Linked DNA regions of Homo sapiens: region 2 is linked to region 1. Evidence: read pairs that join two places in POLR2A ChIA-PET (ENCODE). Cell type or tissue: PC-9. All regions are shown on one strand. Links, peaks and the distances in the headings refer to the core of each region. The heading gives the core; the rest is flanking DNA.

Region 1 (2,801 bases), core at 210-2,709:
GAGAACTTGTTCTAATGGCATGTCTGGATCAGGGCCAGCAATGAAAAGGTTAGACCCTGGGCTTGGCACCAGCTTATGCAGCAGAGACATTAATTGTCATGTCCAGTCAGATTATGCTTTTTCCTTCCATTCTGAATGTTGCGTCTTCTCTGACATTGTATATCCACACCTTCATTCTCCCATGTGAACAGAGCCTCCCACAAATAAATAAAGTTGACAGTAAGAACTGACTGGATTAAACAAAAGTTAAACAGGTTTCTTTTTAAGGCACCAGGAACTATAGAAGACCTACAGAAACAGGAATGCTGCCATCCTTGTGCCTTGACCTTGAGAATCAACTTGGGTTTCTTTCTGATTGTTACTAGAATGCTTCCTGAATTCACAAACATGTTGTACTTTTATTGCATGGCATCTCAGAGCATCTTAAAGCAAAGGTTTTAATTAATTAGAACACCTTGTGAGTCTTCAACTGGGAGGAGAAGGCAATATGACCCAAACAGATTTAACCACAAACCCCTGCCCTTTGCTTTCCCCTCACAAAACACTTTCCTAGAGTGATGCTGGAGTCTGTCTGTAACTTCACAGTGAGATGTCTTGTATGACAAACATAATATGTACGAGGTCCACACAGCAATGGGGCTCAGTACCTGGAGCTTTGGAGGCGAATACACTTGAGTTTGAGTTCATTTCTTAGTTATGCAACTTACTCGCTCAGTGATTTGGGACAATCTTTAAAAATCTCCCTGAGACCTGATTTTCTTATTGGTCAGAAGAGATGACGATGTGTATCTCATGGAGTTGTGATTATTAATAAAGAAATATGTGTAAAGAGCCTTGCATATGATCCTGGTTACAGTTTCTTCAGTGACTGCAGAGGTAGTAGTCAGATTAAATATATCAGTGAGTCAGACAGAGAAATTAGATGTCAGCCTGTTCTTTATGAAGCTTGCTCCTTTTCGCCGTGCGTTTCCTCTTTTTAATAAAATTGGTGATTACATTTGAATCAAGTTTTTTAATATAAAACTCATTAAAGGAAGAATGTGTCTCATTATCTTTGTATGTATCTGACCATGAGTAGTTAATAAATGTTTATTACATTTAGTGGAAAGTTTTTAATATTAAAATTAATGTGATGTCTATATCTAATGCAACAGACTGTTCTGTCAGTTATTAAACGATGGAAAATTTTAGTGCATTTTTTGGGGAAAAAAAGTTGGTGTACAGTTGACTTTCATTATGTGTGAGAGTTATTCTCTAGAAATTCACTGCAAACACTAAACCATTGCTCTTAGGAGAAATCCAGGGTTACCTTCTTGTGAGTCTCTGGTCAAATCATTTTTGTCATTTTTGCACAACCTTGTTTTATGTGTGTTTCTGTTTAAAGACATCGTATATGTATATGTGATTCATTAACATTGAACTCAAGGCAAACAGCACATTACGCATGCCTGAATGAAGCTTATCTAACACACATAGTCTCTCCCTGAGTCATATCACAGCTTTGTTGTGCTTAGAAACACTAGACAGCCCCACAGTACTATACTTGGGGGTCATTGTATACAGTGAAATTACCAATAAAAAACATGACACTAAATGGGCTGCGGAGAGCACACTCGATTATGGTGTGAGAGCCGAAGCAAGAAGGCAGCTGTTTGACTTCAGCTAGGAACGTGTGCAGCAGCCTCTCCAATTTTCCACGATCCTCTCCAATTTTCCACGATCCGTGCATGTCCACAAGTGACTGTGAAAGTGCCAGAAATATTGACTTGGAGGTTACAAATAAATTTTATGCCTCCTGCAGTGACTCATGCCTGTAATTCCCCGACTTTGGGTGGCCGAGGTGGGAGGACTGCTTTGAGCCCAGGAGTTCTAGACCAGCCTAGGCAACAGAGCGAGACTCTATCTCTGCAAAAAAGAAAAAAAAGAAAATTAGCTGGGTGTGGTGATATGCTCCTGTAGTTCCAGCTGCTCTGGAGGCCAAGGTGGGAGGATTGCTCGAGCTCGGGAGGTCAAGGCTGCAGTGAGCTGTGATTGCATCACCACACTACAGCCTGCGCGGCAGAGCGAGACCCTGTCTCAAGAAAAGAAAAAAAAAATTACTAAGTAGGTGAATTCACCAGTACAAAATCCATTAATAATAAGGATCACTTGTACTGCTTTATCAAAATTAAATGTCATAGCATGCAAAGAATTTCTCTTTTCCAGTAAAAAGCTACCTTCCCCCATCCATTGAACAGCCCCAGCTGTATTAATGGTAATTAATTAATAATGCAGCCATCCGTATCGTTGTTAATTACTGACTGGCCTCAGTGCATGGGTGTGAGGAGGGGGCAGAAGGGACAAGCGCCCCCAGCGTGGTTGTGGCAGTGGCCTTGCTGCTTTATGTGCATTCGCTTTGCTCCCTGGTCTGTCTGAGCTCGCCCTTGAAGCTGGATCATGGTATTCCTCTGAGGGCACACGATTTAGGAATCCTCACCAGAAAAGTAAACACACAAGCTGTTTTTTTAAGTTGTTGTTGTCTTTGGGGAGGCAGAGGTTGGGTGAAGAGGAACTGTCCCCCCAAAGGAGTCCCGATCCAGGGTGGAAAGCGGGTCCAGGCCCAGCTGCCCAGGAAGGAAGGGATCGGAGCAGCAATTCACCAACAGTCCAATTCAAATTAGACCTCACAAAGCAAACTACTCTGATTAGGGAAGAATTGCTCCTCCAGGAGTCTGTCCTCACAGTTTGCTGGCTGCCTGAGGAGACTGTGCTATGGAAATGCCCTACAGGCTTACCCATCACACACAAAGGCTCCCAGAGGC
Region 2 (2,801 bases), core at 69-2,568, 1.3 Mb before region 1:
CACTGAGCATATTTCAAAGGAAAAAAACAACTGGCCATTGAAACAAAAGTTTTCTCTAAGTACATTTGTTTATAAACTCTGCTATTAGTTCTATAATCCTTATAATGAATAAAAATCATCCTGTTCCTTTTTAAAACTTATAACTTTTCAACTTGTTAAAGTGATTGTGGGATTAAACCATAAAAAATTGTTTTAGATAGCTTTGATAACTTATATCGAGTTTTAAAAAATGAAACTATTAGTAACACATTAGTGCTTGGAAACATAAACCTACTGAAAAGCCCTACATGAAGTAATTCCTCCATCAAGTTTTCAGAGGAACTCATTACTACTAGTATGGCAATTACAATGAACTGGCAGGCTGAAAAGGAAATATAGGACCTCCAATTTTATAAAAAGCTTGCTGAGAGCGCTAAAGGATAAGCAGCAAGCATTGTGCTAAAACTACCTGAGATGACTATCTCAAAATTCTGCAAACACCTTCCACAATATAAGAAAATTAAAAAATTAAAAAAAATTAAAGTGTTGGAAAAGTAGTTTTAAAAAATCAATCAAAATACACTGAACAAATAAAATACTAAAAGGTAAGTTGTCATTTCAACAGAAAATCAGGCTACCTTGCGCTACCTTAATATTTCCTTTTTAATACTCCCCCGACTCCCAATTAAATTATCATAATCTTTTAAGGCCAGTATTTCTGGTCTGAACAATTTTTTTTTTTCAGATAAGCACTTCTTTTACTTAGAGATGTATCCATTCTCATTTAGTTTGCTTATCATTATAAACATTATCAAAAAAACTGCATCTAACTTCAGTGTTTATTACAGGTTTCTTAGGCAAAAACTCTATAAATTTAAAATAATACTGCAATACCCTTTAGAAAAGCCCCTATTAGTTCACAAGCCAGTAAGTGATAGGGAACCGAATTCCTTTTTTAAACTCTTCCTCTCTTCTGGTCACAAAGGTTTCTCCATATAACCATATTTGCTGTCATTTTCTAGAAAGAGTAACTTCTCTCTTCCTCCAAAGACCTCAATCAACTCCTACTGCTTTTATACAGAAGTGGATGGCTGCAGAAATTCTGTCAGATAATGGCAGCTACCATGATGGTGTATCTTATTATGCAACAGATGTAAAGCACTTTATATGTACTGCCTTATTTAATCCCTACAGCAATCCTGCTAATACTGTCCCCATTGTACAGATGGGGACAATGCGAATCCAAGAGAATAACTTCTCCAAGAACACATGGCTAAATCAAAGTAAAGGGATTGAAAATATAGATTAAAATATGGATGGGGCCAGGTGCAGTGGGTCATGCCTGTAATTCCCAGCACTTTGGGAGGGTAAGGTGGGAGGACTGCTTGAGCTCAGAAGTTCAAGACCAGCCTGGACAACATAGTGAGATGTCATCTCTAGCAAAAATGAAAAAAATCAGCCAGCAAGATGACTCACTCCTGTGGTCCCAGCTACTCAGGAGGCTGAGACGGAAGGACTGCTTAAGCCCAGGAGGTGAGGCTGTGGTGAGTCATGATTGCGCCATTGCACTCCAGCCTGGGTGACAGAGTGAGACTCTGTCTAAAAAACAAACAAACAAAAAAAGGATGAAATCCTGAAATTCAGCCTTCTAACTAACAACATAAAAACTGGAAAGAAATTACTAAAATCCCTTCTTGGAACATACCCATTCACATCTAGAGTGGACTAGCACTGAAAGGCAATATAACCTTCTAAACCTACTTTCACAGGCATGCATGGTAAAAACTGTCAAAATCTCACCGGAGGGACTCTTGGAGGGTAAAGCTAGGTACTGATGAAAAATTCTTGGCCAGGCGTGGCAGCTCATGCCTGTAATCCCAGCATTTTGGGAGGCCGAGGCAGGTGGATCACCTGAGGTCGGGAGTTCGAGACCATCCTGGCCAACATGGTGAAACCCTGTCTCTACTAAAAATACAAAAATTAGCTGGGCGTGGTGGCAGGCACCTGTAATCCCAGCTACTCGGGAGGCTGAGGCAGGAGAATTGCTTGAACTCGGGAGGCAGAGGTTGCAGTGAACCGAGATCATGCCATTGCACTCCAGCCTGGGCGACAAGAGTGAAACTCCATCTCAAAAAAAAAAAAGAAAAAAGAAAAATTCTCATAATTACTTGGAGGAAGACTACCTGGCTTACCTCAGATTTATTGTAATAAGAGTTCTCTATATTCGGCATTCCAAGTTTCCCATATTTTATTTGCATATGGTTCACAAAGGACATGTGTATTTGAGTGGATGCTTTCCAGCTAAGATCATTAATGGCAATGTCCCAAATACATTAAACTGGCAATCTAGGACATTTGAAGGCTAAAGTAGGGGCAGTAATGTAGAGCTGAAAAAAACAGAAGGTAGTACCGTATGTGGGGGGGAAAAAAGCAACTCCACCATAATTTCCATTATATCTTCTCACATTGTTGAATAATACCCTTCCTTATTAAGACACAATTTTGATAAAGAAATTTCGATCTCTTTAATGAGATCCTTTTTAGTTTATACTTTCAGTTGAATCTCTCTAAACTAAATAATGTTATACCGAAGCTTAATGCTTCCTATATGAAGATTTTCAAGGGATAGAAACTGAATAATTCTTTACTTAATAACTGTGAAAGCATATACCTGTATGTCATACAGCAAAAACATGCAAACTTTTGAATTACCTCCAATAAAAAAATAGCAAAATGCATTTCCTATTCAAATACACTTAAAAGCAACTTCTTTAGTTGCTTTTATAAGAATACACATAAAATAAGAAAACATATAAAAGTTT

The links. ChIA-PET counts read pairs that join two places held together with the same protein. Peaks named below come from ENCODE experiments on the same cell type or tissue, not always from the same donor. Only the 100,000 strongest peaks of a DNase experiment are listed, where the experiment ranks them.
Region 2: POLR2A ChIA-PET joins it to region 1 with 12 read pairs; 1 of 35 experiments calls an interaction of 5 or more read pairs at or near these places.

What each region holds. Positions count from the first base shown.
Region 1 is chr9:87,598,515-87,601,315 of GRCh38, forward strand. The region is part of intron 2 of DAPK1 (death associated protein kinase 1); the gene reads left to right. Among named protein-coding and RNA genes, the nearest start is that of DAPK1-IT1, 46 kb to the left of the region's middle. RefSeq lists an enhancer at 1,838-2,431. In PC-9, for the core only: no CTCF peak of the experiment used is centred there; a DNase peak (open chromatin) is centred at 1,467; H3K4me3 peaks cover 875 bases; H3K27ac peaks cover 2,500 bases.
Region 2 is chr9:86,347,171-86,349,971 of GRCh38, forward strand. All of the region lies in intron 2 of TUT7 (terminal uridylyl transferase 7), which reads right to left. Among named protein-coding and RNA genes, the nearest start is that of TUT7, 5.8 kb to the right of the region's middle. In PC-9, for the core only: no CTCF peak of the experiment used is centred there; a DNase peak (open chromatin) is centred at 1,501; H3K27ac peaks cover 1,392 bases.